Regions from separate parts of the Mus musculus genome. Here region 2 is linked to region 1. The links are chromatin loops, found by intact Hi-C in ENCODE. Cell type or tissue: heart. All regions are shown on one strand. Links, peaks and the distances in the headings refer to the core of each region. The heading gives the core; the rest is flanking DNA.

Evidence for each region. A loop is a pair of places that touch in the nucleus more often than their neighbours do. Peaks named below come from ENCODE experiments on the same cell type or tissue, not always from the same donor. Only the 100,000 strongest peaks of a DNase experiment are listed, where the experiment ranks them.
Region 2: a loop joins it to region 1, with 2.1 times the contacts of the local background. A loop is called at or near these places in 5 of 42 quality-filtered maps.

What each region holds. Positions count from the first base shown.
Region 1 is chr11:59,960,056-59,971,270 of GRCm38, reverse strand. It overlaps Med9 (mediator complex subunit 9), which reads right to left. Exons shown (of 2, transcript NM_138675.3): 2 at 7,965-10,712. The coding sequence ends at 10,496. It overlaps Rasd1 (RAS, dexamethasone-induced 1), which reads left to right and starts at 6,327. Exons shown (of 2, transcript NM_009026.5): 1 at 6,327-6,751; 2 at 6,905-8,090. The coding sequence starts at 6,466. The coding sequence ends at 7,461. Pemt (phosphatidylethanolamine N-methyltransferase) reads left to right here. Exons shown (of 7, transcript NM_008819.3): 6 at 13-87; 7 at 396-657. The coding sequence ends at 453. In heart, for the core only: a CTCF peak has its summit at 5,854 (motif pointing left); DNase peaks (open chromatin) are centred at 5,870, 6,270, 6,720, 7,570 and 1 weaker place; H3K4me3 peaks cover 2,849 bases; H3K27ac peaks cover 4,789 bases; H3K27me3 peaks cover 592 bases.
Region 2 is chr11:59,894,748-59,905,962 of GRCm38, reverse strand. No RefSeq gene overlaps it. Among named protein-coding and RNA genes, the nearest start is that of 1810063I02Rik, 21 kb to the left of the region's middle. In heart, for the core only: a CTCF peak has its summit at 5,683; DNase peaks (open chromatin) are centred at 3,362, 3,772, 5,552, 6,032 and 1 weaker place; H3K27ac peaks cover 4,637 bases.

The sequences.
Region 1 (11,215 bases), core at 1,352-9,351:
GTTTGTCTGCAGGCATGCTAGTCCCACAGGCCTGCTGTTGACGGTGCTGGTGGCAATTGTCTACGTGGTTGCTCTCCTATATGAAGAGTGAGTAGATGTGTGGGGGATGGGATATGGATGTGACGGGCGAGTTAGACCAAGCTGCTCACTCAGAATTGCCTCACCAGGCTTGAGAGGCTGGTAATGGGGAGGGTACACCTGTCACCTGAGACCTAGGCAGGTACGGAGGTGGCCCCAGTCCCTCCAGGCCCCTCCCCGCTGCTCTTTGAAGCCTCTAGGCAAGCTCTGGGGGACAGTGGGAATGTGGGTCCTATCCTCACTGGTGGAACAGGTTCTGGTGCTGGGGTTCAGGAGTCCCCTGGAACAACCTACTGGAACATTCCTTCCACCCACAGGCCCTTCACTGCTGAGATCTACCGACAGAAAGCTACCAGGTTGCACAAAAGAAGCTGACAGGGCCATGAAGGATCTTTGGAAAGCTGGACTGGCCTCTCGGCTGCCCCAAGCAACAACCCTTCCCAGGGAGAGCAGCACTGGCCACTGTACCTGTGCCTTAGAAACCAGTCATGGGGGCCTCAGGCATTATGCTGTGTGACTGCTGAGACCCCCATCCCCACCATGTCCCGACACACTAATAAAGGCATTGTGACCTCAGCACCTCTCTGGTCTCCTTCCCATCCTGGTCCCAGGAGTGCGGTTAGGCGTGGGCTCTAGGCTGTGGGAGGGCTGGGCAGGGCAGGGGACTGCATCCCTTGAGGGCTTCTGGGCCCTTTCTTTCCAGTGCAGCCCCTGGTGCTGTCTAGGATTCACAAAGAAAGAACTCAGCAAAAGGCCTCAGCAATAGAGCTGGCTGCCGCCACAGCCCTTCCTAGGCAGCGGACACCCTGGTCACCTGCTGTCCATGCCCTTGATACCCAGAACCCAGTTTAACATCTGCCAACCTGAGAGCGAAGGTGTTGCCATAGGCAATTAGTGTTACTTACATCACCCCAGGGGCAGCAGCCTGTCCTCGCTACCCAGCTACAGCCCTCTTGGGTCACAATCAGGTTAGCTGTCTGTCTGTCCTGCACGTCTCAGGCTTGATCGTTCTCCTTTCCTATCATGGTGGTTCTCTATCCTCCTTCCTCTCTGGATCCCCCTACTTCTGTCTCCCTGCCCAGCCATTGGCTGCAAGCAATTTTATTTACCAGTCAAAGCCAACCGGGGCGGGGGGGGGGGGGAAGGGAGGGGCAGGAACCCTCAGCGTCTTATCGATTCTCATACAATTTTGGGAACCCAATTAACATAATACAAGCATTAGACCAAATCCACAACACAGAGGTCTATCAGATTAAATTGCACTATCATTCCACCAAGATTGTCACCTAATGGCAAGATATAGCGGACACCCCCTACGTTCATCTGAGGTGGGTAAAATCTGCTGGAGATGGGATGTGTGTAGCTGAGCTTTTGCTACGTTGTGGGTTCTTCTCACACCCTTCTCCACCCTTTTTCTTCTACCCTTTCAAGTACCTAACTCTAGAGGAGGGAAAAAATTGATAGACAGGAAAGGAAAGAGACCCCTGAATGAAGTCAGGGGCTGGAAAGGGGGCGATGTTATCCCTAGATGATTTCCTGCTGATTAGGGACATCGAGGTCTTTGGGGCAAGTTTTATCTTCACCATTAGGATTTCTAATTTCTTCTTTGCACACGTCTAACGAACAGCAACCAACAACCCACCAAACCCACCTATTGGGGCTCTAGCATTTATACACCCTCTGAAAAGTCCCCCCAGAACTCCAAACATCACAGTCACAAAAACTATCTGCAGCTGGCAAAACCACACCCCTGCCAGAGCACGAGGCAAATCATTGCCACCTGCTGTGTATAATCTGAAGCAGATTGTCCAACCCATATCACGCACCTGGGATTAAAACAAAAACACATTCTTATAATATTTCAATTAAAAAAAGACCCCAAATTCCAGAATTCTCACTACAGGGGTACGTAGGCAGAGCACAAGTGACCAAGAAGGTGGGTCACAAGGTGACTTTTGGCATCAGAGGAAGCCAAAGAACAGCTTCCTCTGCTCTTTGTCACTGTGTGACCATTAGCAGCTAAGACCACCCTGACCTCCAGGACTCCGGGCTTCTAATGGGTGGCTTAGGGATAGCTAAGCTTGCTGGACTTTGAGGTGATTATCCCAACTCACCAGAGACCCTCACCTCCTTAGTCTCAGCTGTGTTTCTTTGCCAGGGTGCCTCACTGACCCAGAAAACCTTGTGAGATTTGGGGATCCAGACGATCAGCCTGTGCCTGTTCCAGCCCTGGGCTATCTAGTCCTGGGGCTCATGAGACAGCATCTAAGGCTGCCTCCCTCTCCTGACATCCTGTTGTCACCCAAGGCTCACATGGGCTTTTACAAGTGCCCCGGGCTTGCCACCTAACTGTGCACAGGTCTCCTGCCTCACATTTCCAGGCCCTCTGAGGAGGCCTGGGCTTCCCCTCCCAGCCCCAGGCCAGAGCATTGGCTGGAGACCCTGGTTGGGCAGACAAGAACCACACCTTTTATTAGTATGGCCCAGAGCCTTGTTGCCCTGGGCCCATGACAGAGTCTAGGGCTGTCATCCTGAGCTCTGTCCCTCCCTCATACCCCTTCTGGTGGCGAAAAGTGCAAAGACCACTGAAGCAAGAAGTCTTTACCTGTTTCCTCACTGTAGAGAGTACCATGCACGCCCTATCCAGAAGCTCAGGCAGGTGTCCTGGTAAGGCCTGGCTAGAGAAGCATTGGTACCCTTGGCACCAAATGGGGCAGAGATGCCCCCTTTGCCACTGGTGTCCTCTTGTCCAGTCCCCTGCACCAAGAGAGGCTCAGCTCTATCACTGGCATCCCCGCATGTACCTGTTGGCTCAGTTGCAAGGCTGTGGGTATGGGCAGAGGGAAGAGGCAGCCCCAGCTCCCTGACTACTGGGTGGAGGCAGCAGTCAAGGCAGACATGGAGGTCATATAATTTCAGAGAGGAGAAGAGGCTGCAGAGGGATCTGAGGAGAGAAATGAGACCACAGAGCATGGGTGTCCTCTTCATACACCCACATGTGTCTGATGTGACTGGGCACATGTGTCTGAACCCCAGTGTGTCCCTTGGAATCCAGCAGGAGACAGGGATGGGATGGAGCCCACCAGGAGTGAGCTGGTTGCCAGAGAGCTGGGGCTGCCTCCTGACTGCTGGCTGTGTTGTTTCGAACCCACATGAAGCCAGTACATACTGTTGGGCACAGTATGTGTGTTGGGCACATAGTAGGGCAAGTTGGGGGCACATAGTAGGGCAAGCTGCTTACCCAATGGCCAAGAAGTAAAGGGTAAATGAGAAAGGGGTTGGGGTCCTACAACCACATTTCAAAGGCTCCCTCACAATAATCTAAAGACTACCCACCAGGCCCCACAGGAAGTGGAGCAGAGACAACCTGTGGGGTCCTCTTGCAGGCACAAGTAGGATTGGCCCCTGTGGGTAATGTGGTGGCACCCGATGCCCTTCTTTGTGACCCAACTTCAAAGAACCTTCTGAGTCCTCTCTGCCTCTGGATGAGGCTGTGTGGCTGGCATTTCCAGCTTACAGACCCTTGGCTTCCGCTGGACTCCCCTCAGCATTTGATCAGTTGGTAAGAGTTCTGTTCTGAGCAGGAAGCCTGACACTGCTACAAACCTGTGTGGTAAGGAAACATCACAGTGACTTCCAGAGTTTCTGGGAAAGGGATGCACATGCTGTCCCCTGTGGAGCAGTGGCCTGGGGGGACACAGATGGTAGTTGGGATTATGTGGGACAGCACTGCCTGTCTTTCAGACCCCTCAGTGTTCTTGCGACCGGAGACTTGCTGGCAGAGGCTGTGTGACTGTGCGCCTGGAGGATGGAGTCTTCCTGACAGGGTGTTTGAGCTGGGTAAATGAACCTCGGAGGTGGCAGGAAACCACCAGTGTCTGCCAGTCACCTTGCATCTAGAAGGGACTGAGGCAAGATGTCAGGCCCAGTCGTGACACTGACAGTGGAAGGAGAGAGGGCCATGAATCTAAGCTGAGCCTTGGCCATCTGGATGTCTGTGGGTAGAGCTGGACCATAGCTTTGATTCTGCCATCCCTCCTCCTCCTCCTCCTCTTCCTCCTCCCCTTCCTCTTCCTCCTCCTCCTCCTCTTCTTCTTCTTGGTTTTGCTTTTTTTTGTTTTTTTGTTTTTCGTTTTTTGTTTTTTGTTTTTTGTTTTTTTTTTTGTTTTTTTTTTGGTTTTTCTGAGACAGGGTTTCTCTGTGTAGCCCTGGCTGTCCTGGAACTCACTCTGTAGACCAGGCTGGCCTCGAACTCAGAAATCCACCTGCCTCTGTCTCCCAAGTGCTAGAATTAAAGGCGTGCACCACCTCTGCCCAGCTCATCCCTCTCTTCTTATTCCTTGGATTTTCCTGGGACTGAAGACTCAGGGGAATGGTGACATTGGCTCTGCCCATCCTGAGTCAGAGCCCCAGCCTTCCACACAGTGCCTTCTGGAGGCAGAGGAGAAGGGCCTCAGCCGGGTGCGCAGCCATTACTTGCCCCCTTAAGAGGCCTCTTCCTGCAGTGACACTCTATGCTTATTACTGAATGCAGCAGTCCTGTGTTTGGCTGAGGCACAGGTCCTTCTCCCAGATGAGGGCAGACACCCCAGGTGAAGGGAGGGGAGCAGGGGCAAGGGCAGGAACCAGGAGGTGAAGGACTCACCCCAACTGGCCTGTCCTAGATCTAGCTGATGAGTCCCGGGTTCCTCAATTGATATGGATGTAGAAGCAGCCTGGGAGGAAGGGGAGTGAATATGGATATCCTGCTAGATTGAAACGGGCCAGACAACCGCAGCAGCCTGTGTAGTGGGCTCTGTTGTGGGGGCACAGGCAGAGGGGAGGAAGGGAAGACTGGGAGCCAGGTGGCCAGCAGCGTGCTTCCCTGTGCTTCAGTTCCCCCATCTGTTAAATGCAGAGTGTTGCTTCTCTGTCTCCAGGGAGAGCATTATCATTTAGCACAGGGACCACCAAATCAATACACCTACGTTGCATGGGCTCCAGGCAGGATGCCCACTGCTGATCTAGAGACTGGGTTTCTGTTGAAATCCTGGATCATAGTGCAAGCATCTGGATGGGTGGGAATGACTTTAGCCCTGCCTGTGGGACACCAAGACTGCCTGGATGGGCAAGGGGCATTTGTCAGCCACTCGGTCTCTGGGCCTCTCCTAAATAAGACGAGGTCAGAGCAGAATAAACACAGCTCACCTGTGTCGTCAGTTACAAGCAGCAGACGCGTCCCGTTTCTCCTCAAGCATCACTCAGTCCTGGTTACTGATCAACCTGCCACCGGCTTCCTCCCCTAGGCAGCCTCCCTGATACTATACTTTTATTGTTCTGACCAGGCCCTGGTCTCGGAACGTGTTTGTACTTAATCTTTACAATCAAGGAACCAGTGTCATCTTTCAGAAAGGGAAACTGAACTACAGTGAAGGTTGTGCTTCCAGGCCTCCTCTGAGATCATCGGCCCCAGTCAGCCACCTCAGTGCAAAATGACGATGAATTGGCCCACGAGAGGGGAAAGTCCCGAAAGCCATAGGAGGCTGTAGGTACTCTGGCCTGTTTTGATTTTTTTTTTTTAAAGGGGCTTGTCTCGAAGTATGAAGTCAGGTACAGACTCTCCTCTACTGAGGTCCCCATCGATCAGATTCTCTCTAGTTGGGAAAGTAGAGCACAGGAAGTCCATGACAGCGCTCCCCGTCAGGGTCCCCAGCCAGCCTCCTGCCCCTCTCCAGAGTGGCCACAACCTTAGGCATCCCAGCGGGTCCGTGGGGCTCCCTGCTTCCCTCTGGTGGCTGAAGCGCAAAGCGCGGACGATAACATAGAAAACCCACAAACACCGGACACTAAGCCCAGGAGAGCACCAAGAGTCCGGGGACCTAAGGGGTTGGCCCTGGGGCAAATGTCCAGCAAATCTGTTGCTATCATCAGATAATATTTTTTGGGGAAACTAAGGCCCAAGAAAAGTGGGTGTCTGTGCACTAGTGTTAAGAGAATGGAGATCCCAGAGGTAAGTGAATCAAAGGCACAGCCAGGACCTCTGCGGCCAAAAGTGGGAAGCGCCGGATCCCACTGGCCGTAGTTTGGATTTAGTTTTCCTTTCAGCGCACGTAGGTCTGAAGAGGAGCCTCAGGCTCCAAGGCGGAGGTCGCTGCGTCTAGGAGGAGCTGGGCGCGTCCGGGGGCGGGACGTGACGCACCTTAGCTGGGAGGTGCCTGGCCGGGCTTCGGCCAACTGAATATAAGGGCGGTGTGGGGCGCGGAAAGCCTGAGCCTGCTGTCTGTACCCAAGAGCCCAGACCAGCTCGCGCAGTCCCGAAGCCAAGCTCTTCCGTCACTCCGGAGTTCTCTGCAGCCCTCTCTCTACCTTCTCTCGGCCACGCATCCGCCCCTGGGGCCCCTCTACCCAATGAAACTGGCCGCGATGATCAAGAAGATGTGCCCAAGCGACTCTGAACTGAGTATCCCGGCCAAGAACTGCTACAGGATGGTCATCCTCGGCTCATCCAAAGTGGGCAAGACGGCCATTGTGTCGCGCTTCCTCACGGGCCGTTTCGAGGATGCTTACACCCCTACCATCGAGGACTTCCACCGAAAGTTTTACTCGATCCGCGGCGAAGTCTACCAGTTGGACATACTGGACACATCCGGCAATCATCCGTTTCCCGCCATGCGGCGCCTCTCTATCCTCACAGGTGAGTGGGGAGTCGACGGGGATAGGGGGACCGGAGTCTTGAGGGGAGTGGATGGGGCTGGTGTGTTGTGCTTGGGGCTTGCCCCTTCACCTGGGGTGTCTGCAGCTCTGTGCCTGGCAGCTGTCCTCACCTTTCCCACTCGTTCCCTTATAGGAGACGTTTTCATTCTGGTGTTCAGCTTAGACAACCGCGACTCATTCGAAGAGGTGCAAAGGCTCAAACAGCAGATCCTAGACACCAAGTCCTGTCTCAAGAACAAAACCAAAGAGAATGTGGACGTGCCGCTGGTCATTTGCGGTAACAAAGGGGACCGGGACTTCTACCGGGAAGTAGAGCAGCGGGAGATTGAGCAGCTGGTGGGTGACGACCCTCAGCGTTGTGCCTACTTCGAGATCTCAGCCAAGAAGAACAGCAGCTTGGACCAGATGTTCCGTGCGCTCTTTGCCATGGCCAAGCTGCCTAGCGAGATGAGCCCCGACTTGCACCGCAAGGTATCTGTGCAGTACTGCGACGTACTGCACAAGAAGGCTCTGAGGAACAAGAAGCTTCTGCGTGCGGGCAGCGGAGGCGGGGGCGACCACGGCGATGCCTTTGGCATCTTGGCGCCCTTTGCTCGCAGACCCAGCGTGCACAGCGACCTCATGTACATTCGTGAAAAAACCAGTGTCGGCAGCCAGGCTAAGGACAAGGAGCGCTGTGTCATCAGTTAGGAGCCCCCAGGGTCAGCCACACAACCTGAGGACCTTTTTTGTTCAAAAGTCAAATCGGATTCCTGGACTAGCGGTCCGTGCCACAGGAGCGCCAATTGGCCTTCTCCTTCCCTCCCTGAGACCCAGCCCGGGGAGACCAAGCCAGTAAGGGACAGTCACCTGCTGTGAAAGGAAAGAGAACTAGCTAAGACAGGAGCTGTCACCTCCGATTCTGGGATGCCAGGACCCAGCAGAGGGGCGCTTGGCATTTTTCTCAAGAGGTTTGAGAAAAAGCGTGTGAAGTTCATCAGCCTGTGAGACTTAAAGTAACTGTCCTGCTCGCTTCAGGGCAGGACTAATAATAGGGCATTATCTTGTCTGTGATTGGTGTTGCCATGGCCGCTGTCAGCCACCTCTGTCCTCAGCAAACTGGAAACTTTGGCTGGAGGTGGGGGGGGGGGGTGTTCAATCATAGCCAAGTGACTTGTTTACATGTGTGTGTGCAATTACCCAAAAGAAAAACAAAACACAAAACTTGCACTTTAATAGTTCCAGTGTCAATGTGACATGAACAAAATCTCTACATTTCTATTGTGTGAGGTCTTTATTATTATTTTTTATTTAAAATAAAATAATTTAGAAACGGAAAATGGTGCTTTGCTTTTAGGTTTCCTGCCTCAGTGCTCAGTGCCAGTGGCCAAGAACTGGAGAGGGACCTGGCTTTCGGAAAATGGCCTCCCACTTCCAAGTGGGACCTGCTCTAGACCTCCTGGCTCTGTTTACCCTCTGCCTCACTTGGCCTATACCAGGGGGCCTTGTTTTGGAGAATATTCATACTCTCCTCCACAGGCCACCTGCTAATCATGGCAGGTGACAGGAAGCTGTCACACTCCGACTCTGATTACCACAAATAAGGAGGCTGAGCTGGAGAGGTGTGTCTGGGAAGATGCCTGCACTCTGTGTTTATCCCTTGCCCCAGGGTTGCCCCAGGACCTGGCCAGGGAAAGTAGCTCGCTTCTAGTGCAGCTCCCAGAAGCACTCAAGCAGGGGAGGCCCAGCTCCTCTGCACTTTCCCATCCCCCTGTTGGCTAAGGGCTCATAGTTTGTGACCAAGATCTCCTTGCCACTCCTACTGTCAACTCAGGGTTCAAGTGTCACCTTGAAGCCTCCAATTCTGCAGCTGAGAAATAGGGTCAGGAGTCAATATGGTCTCTAAGGAGTCAACACTGCTGCAGCTGCGGAGCCAAGCACTTGGTTTTCCAAGAGAGTTCTGACCTTCAAGGGATGCTCGAAAGTGTCTTGGGGGTGGGGGTGGGGGTGGGGATGGGGGTGTGTCCTGTCAACCCTGTTTTGGGAAGGGCCACTTCCAAGGCACTGCACCTCCTCAAATCTCAGCAAGGCACTCACTTCTCACCAATGACTGGCTGGCTCCCCAAGTTCCCCTGCAGGAGACATGCAGGCCTTTGTGCTAGTTGAACAGGTGCACATGCTGGGTGGAAGGAGCACAGTGAACATTTCCCTCTACACCACCTACTCAACATACCACTCTAATTCTTCATTATAAAACCTGTAATTCCAGGGGCTGAATCCAAGCACTGAGACAGAGCCAACAGGCAAACCATGTGTCCTGAGAGCAGACCACACTTTTAATTATATATCTGAAAATGTGACAGGTCACCACACGGAACAGAAGCCTCCGAGGACGCCTTCTTTCTTCCCTGTCAGGAAGAGCTGAAGCCCTTGCATTTCATGTGCTCTGCGCTTACAGGAACCAGTCAGAGCCTTAAAACTGGCCCAGCCACTGCTTCAACTTTGCAGCAAGTAACTGATTCAGTTCAGTAACAGTCCCAAGGCAGAGGTGCTTAACTGGCATCCTCTACTCAAACTCACTTTTCTGCCCAAATACCTGGAAGTCAGAACCCTCTTTCACACATTCCGGGTCCCAGTGTGAGGCAGCTTGGATAGGCAATGCCACCAGAATGCTTGCTAACAAACATCCCCAGCCAGCGCTCCTGCCAAGAAGGCCAGTTGGCAGGCACCTGCTAAGTCCTCAGCTGGTCAGCCCAGGCTGTGCCCATTTCAAGATCCAAACAATAACTGGGTTCTTCTCACCTTCCCCTGAGAAGGAAAGGGCCATGGTGCCCTCAGTGTAACAGTCCCTGAGAGACAGAGAACACGGTGTCCTACCTGCGAGTCGCTGAGTACACTCTACAAGTAGAACACAGCTATGGAACCTCCAGACTTAGCTCCCCACGCCCTTCAAACCACACATAACCCTGGCTGAGAAACTGCCCCGATTGCTCCTGCCAGCTACTTTGCTCCAAACCAGAAGTGTGCAGGGACCATGTGCAGAGTAGCAAATGTGACTTCTTGGCTAAAGGGGAGACAGAGGTAAGCCAGGGCATACGAATCAGGGCAGAGCCGCTTCCTTAACAGCCTCTTTGAGCCAGTGTGGGAAGGACAAAGGGCCCCAGGCAAGCAGTGCTTCGGCTATTCTGAGCACTGCCTGAAGTGATAGAGATAAAGGGAGCAAGAGCCTATAAGGCTAGCATGCAGGAGGCTGGAAACTGGAGTTGGTGGCTAGATCGTGGAGCTCTGGGCTGACGCCCCCAGAGATATAGTTTCATTCAGTAGTTCAAACAAAAAAGGAAGTGAACTGTTTCAAGGGAGAAGCCACCCACCCTCTGGCCTTTCAAAACAATGTTCATACTCTCACAGCTTGCTTTAATTATAATAAATCCATGCCATCTGAGTACAGGCCTAATTTACCCCGTGAATTCTATGCAAATGTTTCATGAAACTGCTGTTAATGGGAACAGTATGTACCTGATACCATGCTGATGCTATCGGGAGTGGGAGGAGCTGAGGGAAAGAAGGGAACAGCTATTTCCTCTCCCTCTGTGCCCTGTAGATCTGCTGGGACATGGTCAGGGCTGAGATAGCACTGAGGCCCCACACCAGCTGAATGTGGCCTCCCAGTTTTGAGCGGGGCTCCCAAGGAGCTGGAGCACCGCGTGATGCTTTCCGTCTGGCGGCGGCTCTCCTGGGGGCTGGCCTAGTCCTTGGGGATCTCAAACATGCAGAGGCTCTTGTACTTCTGCAGCAGCTCGTTCTTGGTCCTCACTTGCTCTCGGAGGCTGTGGAGCTGCTGCTGCTGCTGCTCGGGGCTCACGTGGATGCCGGGCATGGTGCCGATGAGCTTCCGCAGCTCCTGGAACTTGGTTTTGAGGGCGTTCAGGTCCTGGTGGAGATCCGGGCTGTCCTTGTCCATGCTGGGCGACAGGGGGAGGAGAAGGCAGTCAGTTATTAGCATGTGTAGCTCATCTCCACAATGGCTTCCTTGTTCTACACCTCTGATACCTTTTAGAATGATGTTAGACATGTCTGTTCCCTAACTAGGTTGCCTACCTCAGAAGACAAGGATTGGTCTTTTATTTGTTTTATTTTGTTCTTTAGCTTTAAGCTCATAAAAGCATACTTGACAAGTCAAATACTTTAACTCTGTGATGGCAGGGACCAAGTAGGCTTCATCACAACTGTCTCACCAACCTGGCCCTACACATAGGACACTATGCTCAAGAACATGCCTATAAACCCAGCTCAGGCTTGTGTGGGATGGGGGATGTAGAAACAGGCAGACTTCAGAAGCTGAAACAGCAAGGCTCAGGTTCTGTGCAAGACAACACTGGGAAGAGTAATGAAGCTGGGCACAAGTGCCCGCCTCTGCTTCCCCTGCCACTCAACCGTGTGCACACACCACACACACAAACCCAGG
Region 2 (11,215 bases), core at 1,355-9,354, 65 kb after region 1:
AAGAAAACAAGGCAAACCTCCCTTGGTGCTTTGGCAATCTGAGTCTGATGGTCCCCATAGTCTTGGGCATTTGTCTATTTCGTGGACTGAACCTATGATAACAGTATCTGGGCTTAGCTCAGTCAGCAACATAGCACTTGATCCCTCACATTGCAAAAGTAATGAGAGAGAGAGAGAGAGAGAGAGAGAGAGAATGTGTGTGGGAGCCACAGGACAACCTCAGATGCTGTTCCTCTGGCAATATCCACCTTGTCTTCATCCACCACAGACTTGGTACCTTAAAGGCTCGTGCAATCCTCAAAATCTAAAGGACTGACAGGAGGTACATTGTGTATGCCACCATAGTGGTTACAAACACATTTTTAACACCGTAATGGTCCTGGACTCTACCCTCTGAAATTCTTAAGATACAAACTGTTTCTTCTATAGATCACCTTAATTGTGATGTCTTATCACAGCAACAGAAAGGTAACCAAGACAACACCCAAGAGAAGGAGCCCTTCTGTAATATGCATAGTAAAGAAAAATGCCTTTTATACATATAAAAATAGCTTAGTCAGGAACCCCACTACACTCACGGCTGCACCTGATAACTAGAACCCAGTGATGTCACTCAAGATAACCAGACACTGCCCACTGGACAGTCTATAAGCAGAGACCAAGAACAAGGTTCTGCTCTGCACATCTGAGATGACACCTAGATTTACCCTGTGTCTGGAAAGTCTCCCCCAAGATTCTGACTCTTGAGTCAAAGACGTCCATTGGAGAATGGACCTGACCATCAGCTAAGATATGTCGTACACGTGAACAGCCTTGGGGTGATAGACTTAGGGCCATAGTTGAGGATCTAAAGCGTGAGCTTTGGCTGATGACCCTCAGCACAATAGAATATAACTTTTGTTTTACTACATAGATCTACCTTGTTCACAACACCTTCTTTAGGGGGAGTATGGGAAAGGAAGACCCAAGTATGGGTCTAGGCTTCTCATGGGAGAGGTGCAGTAAAGTGTCTTAGCGTTAGCCATATATAACATTTTGGAAACTCTCAGGACATATCTCAGAAGAGTGAATGGGAAGAAGCCCCTGCAGAGGCTGATGACTGACAACACTTCAGTGACTATGGAGAGGCTGAAATGTTGCTGATTTAATATCCCAATCGCAATGACTTCTAGGCTATTGATAGCTCCCTAACAAACCATTTCTTGCCCACTTCTGCATCAGACTTAACATTCGGATGAGAACATTTAGAATGTATTAACTTAGCAGAACTCTCTTCTCTGCTAATGTAAGGGCCAAGACTGTGATCAGATAACATTGGAGGGTATAGGAGAGATTCCCTCCCCACCCCCACCCCCATCTTGCTATACCCAACTGTGCTTGCTAATTTTATGTCAAGTTGACACAGGATACAGTCATCTGAGAGGAGGGAATCCCAATTGAGAAAATGCCTCCCTACACTGGACTGTAGATAAGCCTATAGCACATTTTCTTAGTGAATGATGGAGGGGAGGGCCCAGCCCATTGTGGGTGGGGCCATCCCTGGACTGGTGGTCCTGGGTTCTGTTTTAAGAAAGCAGGCAGAGCAAGCCATGGAGGTCAAGCCAGTAAGCAGCACCCCTTCGTGGCCTCTGCATCAGCCCCTGCCTCCAAGTTTCTTGACCAACTTGACTATCCTGCCTTTCTTTGATGATCAGTAGTGATAAGTGTTAAGTCTCAAACCTTGAGACAAATGGCTAAGGTACCTATTTAACAAATCAAAGTGGACTGGCTGAGAGGTTCTGCCAGCATCCCTCAGTCGTGACCTGTTACAGAGTCTAGCTGGCATACCCATCCTCTAACCCAAACTCACCACCCCAGGGTCTGGGATGCCCTTCCCCCAGAGCTTCTTCCCGCCTATGTAATTCAGCCATCCTGGCTGCCCACCTGTTCTGAACCTTTGCCCTCTTGGCAGCTGCACCTGGTTCCCTTCTCTTCCTTCTCCATCCCTCTCTGGCCTCTCCTCGCATGGCTCAGGGCCATGTCCGCTCTGGACTCTCTGCCTATGCTCCCTTTTTATCTACAATAAGCTTTCCTCTCCACCATACCTAGTAGCAGTCATGTCTTTCATTTTGATCTCTTTTTCTTTTCTTCATCTGGTGCTGAAACCTCAGACCAGTCATACCTTTCCCCTTTTATTTCCTTTTTTTCATTCAGTATGGAAGTGTAAGGCAAATAAGCAGTTCACTCTCCAAGTTACTTTGGTCACGGGGTTTCATCACAGCAATAGTAACTAAGACAAGTTGGTACCAGGAGAGTGGGGCATTGCTGACAGACCTGGCCATGTTGTTTTCGGGAGGACTGTGGAGAGACTTTGGAGCTTTGGGTTTGAAGAGCCATTGAGCGTTGAGAGCTCAGTGAGCTGGTCTGTAGGAAGATAAGAACGTTGAGAGCAGTTCAGATGACAGAGGCCTGGCTTGTGATGTTCCAGAGGGAAGCAAAGACTCCACGGGGCCTTTGGTGTGAAGAATATTTTCTGTTTGTTATTAATTATTATTTATTAATCTGAACTCTTGGGAATGAACCACAGAAAAAAGGTTACGTCTTTAAAAAAAGTATTGTCTGTGACATTAACAAGGGGTCAAGACACAAACTCCTATGTTTCTGTTACTATACATTGTCTGAATGTCTTCATGTGCACCTTTTTGGTTACTATAAAACCTCCATGAGACGGCTTCCTCACTGGAACACAGTATTTGGGGCGATGGCAATTTTTTCTCAGAAAAAAAATCTATGCCTTTTGATTTATTCCTTTGAAGTGAGAGCTGCTTCTTTTGACAACAGAAGAACCCTGCTAAGGGTCCTCCTCCATTTTCTTCTCTATTTTGGTAAATGAAATTACGGGGTGGCTCTGGGGGGTGTTTTCAAAGGAATTATAAGCCGGGAAACCAGAAGCATCTAGAGACCCATAGGAAGTTAGTGCGTGTCCTCTCCCTGAGACGTCCATTCAACTTCACCATCATAGCTGGTGAGCGAGAAGGGCTGTGAGCAGTTCTTAGCTGTGCCCTTCTCACATCCCTCAGATTTTCCAGGACTCTCTATCCTGTCTCAGGGGAGTTGTGGTCCCTAAGAGATGGAGGTGCTAGAGTCGCTGGTACCCTCCAGGGCCCTGGCGTCACTCCTAGCCTGTCCTCCTGTGGCACCTGGCTTCTGTACTCTTGAGGAGACACACCTTGCTTCCATCCCCTCCCCACCCTGGGGTAAAGCCTTCTGGCCTAGGTTCCTGAATCTCGTAGCCAGGCAGCCAGAGGCAGTGAGGAGTAGTGACAAGGCCTGGCACGGTTTATTTTTCCTGAGCTCTGACACTCACATTAACTGTACTTTCCTCTTGCACAAGACCCTCTCAGTTCCCAGAAGACCAGGCCAGCCACTTCCCTGAGGGCCCACAGAGGTCTGACAGGGTGGGGTTGGGGTCTTTCTCCACAGGGACAAGGAAGTACGTCTCCTCATCCCTTGGACATTTCCACCAGGCCCTGTAAGGGAGCTATTTCAGGAACAGCTTTTTTTTTTTTTTTTTTTTTTTTTTTTTACCAGAGCTTGGGAAGGGCGGACTGCCCTGAGAGTTTACTTTCTCTTTTCTCCAAGATGTGTTTGGCAACAGCACATGAGCTGTGTAATCCTTCCTCTAGCCGGCCCTCAGCACAGCATGTCCTCAAGGACACAAAGGTCACCAAACATATGCAAGTCTGGCTTTAGCTGTGATCTGAGTCTGGACACAAAACCTTCTGTGACACCGTCAGAAATTACGTCACTAGTACAGGTCAGGTGCTAGTCAGGCAACACAGGCTTTCGAGACTCCCAGAAAAGGCAGCTCTACTGGGGCTCATTGTGTCCTTGGGGGCCACAGGAGCTTAAGAGCTTCCTGGGCCAGGGCTCTGCATCCTTTGTCTTTGTCTCCATGCCACAGCTCCAAGTGCCAGAGTAAGAAGAAATGGGCCCCGTGGACGGATACGGACAATCCTATGTCAATCCTACAATTGACTTGACAAGGATGCATGCAAAGATGGGGCAGGTCACTTGGGCCTCAGAGCAGGCATAGTGGCACACCACAGGTCTGTAATCCTGGAATTCTGGAGGCTGAGGTAGAAAGTTCACAAGTTCAAGTACAATCTGAGCTACTTAGTTAATTCAGGATCATGCTAAGGTTATGTAGTGAGACATTGTCAAAAAAAATAAAAAAGGAAGGAAAGGAAAAGAGGGAGGGAGGGAGGGAGGGAAAGAAGGAGGGAAATAAGGAGAGAAGAAGGAAGGAATGAAAGAAGGAAGGAGGGGCTGGCGAGATGGCTCAGTGGTTAAGAGCGCCGACTGCTCTTCCGAAGGTCCGGAGTTCAAATCCCAGCAACCACATGGTGGCTCACAACCATCCGTAATGAAATCTGATGCCCTCTTCTGGAGTATCTGAAGACAGCTACAGTGTACTTACATATAATAAGTAAATAAATAAATCTTAAAAAAAAAAAAAAAAAAAAAAAAAAAGGAAGGAAGGAAGGAAGGAAAAAAGGCCTAGAAAATGAGCTTTCTGGGGTGTTCTGTCTGCTGTCCAAATTCTCACTCCAGGACAAGGACAGGTTCACATAACTTCTCAAAGCTCTTTTTGGTCCTGGCTGATGCAGTCAGGCTAATGTTGACCCAGGAGTTAAAATGTCTACAGAGACATGTCACAGTGTTTCCTGAGCTACCATGAAGGAGGCCCAGGTCACAGCCTCCCCTCCATTGCCAGCAAACCCAGGCCATCTGCTTCTCAGCTTTCTTTCCCAAATGGTCTTGAGAAGTGTCCAGAACAGAGCAACCACTCCACACTCTGCTGTGATTCTTACCATTTCATTATACAGAAGGAAGTCTGAGCAGACCTGCTGTGTGGGGCTGGCTTCCGCTTCCTCAGACACAATTCCTACATGCTGCCTGAGAGTCCCAAGGTCCTCCTTCCAACCAAGTAAACACAAAGCAGGTTGCAGGGAGAAGGGATACAGGGAAGTAGACATGATCCTTCACTGGGTGGCCTCTGTCCATTTTCCTCCAAATCAGTCCCACTGGGAACTCCTCCGGTCTCACATTAATGCTGGGCTACTGCGGCTGGGGTAGGGGATGTGGCAACTCTCCATGGTGAATGTGGAAAGTTCCAGCAAACCCAGGATTTCCAAAACACATGCTTCCTACCTTTCCAACCCTGAGCAAGTCTCCTGACTTCTCAGCCCCTCAAACTCTTCATCCTGAAACTGGGCACTGGGAAATTCAACTCCACATACAAGAAACCAGGCATCCGGTGAATCTTTGGCAGGGCTAGCCTGTGCCATTTTCTAAATTAGATATTAGTGTCCTCCTCAAAGACTGTGCCTGACATGGGCAGACCTGAAACAGCCCATTGGCATCAGCTACCAGAGCTAGCTGCTCCTAGGCACCAGTCCTTCTGCCAGGGACCATTCTGGCAGCTGGCAAAAGCCTCTAGGGACAACCGGGAACATACAGGAGGTACTGGAGAAGGTTCAGTGAGGGACGCAATTCTGCAATCTCCCCGTGGGACGATGACAGTGGGATGTTATTTCCTGCAGGCTTGAGGGGCTCTGTGCAGGCCAGAGCCCTTTAGGGATGGGCACATGTGTCATAAATGGCAGCCTGCCCCCTCCTTCCCTGCCTCTGGGTCCTTTCAGTTCCCTGTCATGTAGCCAGGTGGCTTCACCCAGCTGCCAACTTGCCAGCCTCTTTGTCCTCCTCTGCCCCAGCCTTTTCCCGAAAGCTGCATCCTCAGGATGCAGTGTTAATTGAAGTTCTGATTGCTAAATTGTCCTTGGAGCTGAGCGGAGCGGAGCATGGAGGGCACCGTGGAGGCAGCTCTGGGCTGGGTCCTCAGCTGCCCTGCTGGGCGGGGAGTGGCTATAAGAACAACCCAGCACAGCCACAGTGTGATGCCAGCACAAACATCCTCCAGCCTCAGCCACCCACCCAGCTTTGACTGTTTTCCTACCAATGCCCCTGAGGTCGTGTGTGAACACAAGGAAGTTGATTTTTTTTTTCCCTATCCTATTTTTAAACCTGGCTGGGCTGGCAGCGGTCGCCATTCAGTGCCCTGGCCTTATTTTCTAGCTGCTGCAGACAGACAGTCCACAGAGAATGGCCCAGTGACACCTCTGCTGGCCCTGGAACCCAGCCTGATGGCTCTGGGTGGGTGTTTCCTTCACAGCCTGGGAAAATCACTGGCTCCACCCCCCTGGTACTGAAACTGAGGTTGAGAAGAGATACCACCACCACCACCACCACCACCACCACCACCACCACCACCACACTACCCATTTCCAGAACATTCCCGTCATCCCAAAGAAAGCTCATTTAGATCTCTGGTTCCCATCAGCCTGAATTCTGTTACTGTGGTGATTCTGCACAGCTCCTGCAAGTCACCCCTCAGCCATCCTCCAGGCTGTAACCTTAGTGAGGGCTTTCTCTCCTTTCTCCAGGTCTGTCCAGTTGCACATCCCACAGGGGATGGTGGGACGATCTGTCTGTCTGTCTGTCTGTCTGTCTGTCTCTCTCTCTCTCTCTCTCTCTCTCTCTCATTCACTCACTCTGGTGAGCACTGCTGTTGTAGCTATTGGGAGAAGCTTCTGTCTGGACTCCTGGTTTGTGTTCTGTGTGGATGTCAGGCTAGGGTTGCCAGGCCTCTGTTGAACTGTTTAACGTCTTGAAGCTGAGCTTGCTAAGGGACTTGTTCTCTCTTTACTTGAAGGTGGAGTTTCAGGTGATGGCAAGGGGCTTTTCTGGGCAGCAGTGGCACCCCAGGGGTCAGTGTGGGGGCCAGACCCATGTGGAAAGCCTAGGTCACAGTGGAACCCAGGTTATGCATTTGACTCCGTGCACTTATGTCCCATGGTCCCCTAACTAGGAATATCACACCCCGGCATGTCTTCTGGGTCTCAGGTTGCTGTGTGCTGAAAGACAATCATGATAATCAGGAAGTGCCTGAGCACTTGGAGTTATCTGGTTCTAAGGTGAGTATCCCAGCAGACATGGGTTGACGGGTCCTGGGAGTAGGGACCCTGGCTCTCTGGCATCTCCCACACCTACTGCCTGTGAGCTGAGGCCCACTGGGCCCCCCCAGGCCTTGTTACTGTGCTTATGTTCTGCCTCGCATTGAACAGCTTCCTCAGAAAGCTTGGGGAATCCCATGGGCATATGTTTGCTCAGCACCACACACTCTACCTGGGTCTGAGCTCAGCTGGCCGGTTTGACTACACACAGACTGTTTTGTCTTGCACGTACCTTGTGGTCCACTGTGACACCTCAGCTTTTCTGGTCTGTTTTCTTGCCTTTATTTGAACACCTGGACTTATACCTTCTTGTGTGCTCTTTGGAAAATACACCACTGGAGTGCATACACTGGCTGCTGCTTCCTGTGGCAGAGGTGACCGTGCACGGGCCTGGCAGCCTCTCCAGGGCCCCACAGAAGGATAAATGGCATTCCATGGAAGAGCCTGGCAGTGAATCCTTCCAACACTAGAGTCTGGGCAGAGATGGAAATACCCATCCACACGACATATCCACATGATAAGCAGAGCTCTTCTGTGCCCAAAGGCCACCTCACACTGACAGGACAGTTTCGAGGGCATCATGAGGTATTTGGCTGAAGTCCAGCATGATTATGGGTGGGTGTGGGGTTCCCCTTTTAACTGCACTCACCGCCTCTCTACAATGAGAGCACAGATAGCTGAGCCTGGCCCCGGAAGGCTTCCAGGTAGAGACCTATCGAGTGTTCGAGCAGTTCAGAGAAGCAGAACATTAGATACCAGCCTGCATCCGCACAACTAATGACGGTCGTTATCACCCTGAAGGGAGAGTAATCACTATGACCTACTTGGGGGACTGTTGTAATTGATGGCCTTGGAGAACTGCAGAAGCAGGCAGCTGGGGGCTAGGCCATGGCTCTGGGCCCTGGGTGTGCCTGAGACCCTTGTCCTTTGGCCTGTGTTTCGAATGAAGGCCTTGAGAGAGTTTCCAATGGGGAGACCAGGGTCTCAGCCCAGATGATGTGCTGCTCCTGGGTCAATGTGAGACCTGTCTAACTGCCTAAAGGAAACCGAGAATATCTGCATGCTGTAGGATTCTGGACATCAAGGCGATAGGACAACACACTCTCATAGGAAGGGGCCTGAAGCAGATTTTCCCTTCATGCTCTCACCCGGCCTTGGGGGAGGGCTGCTCTGAGAATCCAGGTTTCTGAACAAGTCAGAGAAGTTCCCTGCCCCATCCTCCCAGCAGTCTCTGGGAACCTTATCCTTGTACCGTTCTCAACAAAGGTCACCAATACAGCAGAGGCCTGTGGGTGTCAGCCCATCCGCGTACCTCAGTATCCCCCACACAGCAATGTTGGCTCCTCTGCTGTGGTGTTCTAGTGTTTGGACTCCACACATGTGTGCTAAGTGTCTGCAGGCACTGTAGGGCTTCCCACTGCGTGCATGAGGCGGGGGGGGGGGGGTGGGGGGGTGGGGGGGGTGGGGGTGTGGGGGGGAGGCCGCATAGTGGGGGGGGTGGGCTGGGGGACTGGAGCCCCGCTTCTCTATTTCATCCTGGGTTTTCAGGATCGCTCATGTGGAAGGGACTCTAGATGGCTCCTGTTTGTCTGTGTTCACCGCTGTATGGGAGGCAGTGGAATGGTTGAACCATCTTGTCTTGCTGATGGGCACTAGGGTGGCTGTGGGGTTGCCAATGCATCAGAGTTTGGAGCATGCATGTCCTCCCAAGACTTGCTGCTATAGTGAAGCTGTGGAACCTTTAGGTGGCGTTGAAAGCCCTTGAGGCCAGTTCGAGACCCTGTCCCTTCCTTTCTCTTTCCTTCCTGGCTGCTAGGAAGTGAGCAGCTCCCCAGCTCCCTCCGCTGTGTGCCCCTACGGCTTGTGCTATCTCACCACAGGCCCCACAGACAACAGGCTCTGTGGCTTGAGCCCAAGCCGGTCTCTCCTCCATGTCAGTTGTTTGGTTCAGTGAGAGAACACTGAGTAGTATACTGTCAGAGATGGTGGCTCTGGTTCCCCAAAAGAAATGCTAGGCAGAGGGCACGGACCATTTGGTTTGGGGGTGCTCTCGGCCAAAGGAAAATGTTCTGCTATTATCTCAATGAAAGTTACCCTGTGGTTGTCTCTTGAGGTAGGACCTGGAGGGGTTCTGGCTTGGTATTACTGAGGCAGCAGCTAGTCTAGTGGAGAGCACTGACACCTGAAGACCCCCCTATTCACTCGTGGGGTCACCAGCAGGAGGCCTCACGACCTCCTGAAGGCTGAGCATCCTCAGGGTGTGTGGCAGCTGGCTCTTCAGAGTGAGGGACACACAAGCTAGAAGGGCACCCTACAGCACCTTACTACCTCAGGAATCCCAGCCTTCACCCCCACCCTCCTCCCCCCTGGATGAACAGACTGGCCTGATCCAGTATGGGCAGTGACAACCAGGAGTGAGACCTGTCGAGGGTCGCATTGGAAGCTGGTCACTGCTCTGGTACCCGCAGCTCACACATCTCCAAGGTCCTGTAAAGAACCATACAGAGTAAGAAGACAGAGGCAGGGCTTAGGCACACCCACTCCCATGGGTAGAGGCTGCCCTGAGGATATAGGTTCCCCTAAGGTCCAGACAGGGCCTTCCGAATATAGAAGGATGTGTGGGCCAGGCGGGGATATCACTGATACAAATGAGTTGGGCAGAATCAAGGCTAACTAAAAGGTATTCAAAAGCCTCTGTCTTATAGAAGGTTGTGCCAAACTTTGCCCCACAGGCCTGTGCCCACAAGCTGACTTTAGGCTACACATGTATGCAATCTCTAGAACTGCTTCCAGGGGATCTACATCCTGGTGCCTATCCTTGTTCACTCTCTCCCATGTAGGCCCACACCTAGTGACTTGCTTCCAGTAAACAGAATTGCACAAAGATGGCAGATTCCCTTCCAAGACACAGCTATGGGAGACTGGGAGACTGTAACTCCCATCACATGTGGGTGGCCCGGACCCTGTACCCTCACTGGGTGGCTAAAAGGGTTGGCTCTCTGGTGAGGTCATTTGGCAAGCATGTGAGTGAGGCTTCTAGCCACCACCCAACAAGGGGCCAAGTCAGGCAGGAGCTTGAGAGCAGTCCTCTCCCACTGGACCCCCAGAAGGGCTGGGAGCTCCTCCCCACAGCACCCCAGCCTCGGCGTCCCTCTGGAGCCCTAGGGTCTGGAATTGGACACTTCTTGATCCATAGATGCTACTGTTTGGTGAAACTGCCAGGCTGCTTTTGTGGGCTTGGGGTGTGGCTCAGTGGTAGAAAACTTGCCTAGTGCCTGTGAGGTGGGGAGTCAGCCGGTGAGAATCCACATGAAGCAAGATTAGTGGGAGCGTGACAGTCACTGCAACTGAGTGAAGCCAGCTGCTCCCCCTACTCTGAGCTCCTTCAAGGTTTCCATGATGAAAGCGAGGCTGCGGTGCTGAGATGCTGACGTCTGCTTCCCAGTTCAGTAGGTTTGGCTTCTGCTCAGACAACGTTTGCTCTAAAATAAAAAATCAGTCAACCACTTGATGCAAATATCTTTTCCCTCAGGTCTTTTCCACCGGCAGCCCCTCAGCCTGGCTTCACTGGCTCTCCTTCTCAGCGGCAGCTCTGCTTCCAAGCAGGACCCCCAGATGCTCTGCGCTGCTCCGACATGCTTAGACATTTGCTGTTTGTCTAAAAACATCAGCTCCATAGGTAGTGCTCCCATGTCTGCTCCCTGCCGTCTCCTCCCGTAAAGGGTGCCTACCAGTGAGACGGCTTATCAAGTGAAGGTGTCTGCTGCCAAGCCCTAAGATAGGATCAATGGCCAGGACCCACGTGATGTCAACAAAGTACTAAATGTCAAATTGCCTCTGACTTCCACATTCATAGACTGGTGTGTGTGTGTGGGGGGGGGGGGGGAGGTGGTGTACCACATACAAATAAGTAAACACATGTTTGTTTGTTTGTTTGTTTGTTTGTTTAAAAAAAGACAGAGATGGACAGGACAAAGGGAATGAGTACCCTACATTCCTTCTGGAGTGTGGTCTGCTGTGTGTGAATGAGTCACTGGAGTTCACAAATGCATTCCTCCATGAGCGCGTGCAGGAGCGCTTGCACACACACACACAAGAGGGCGGGGGGGGGGGGAGAGAGAGAAAGAGAGAGAGAGAGAATGAATTGGGGAATTTACCTA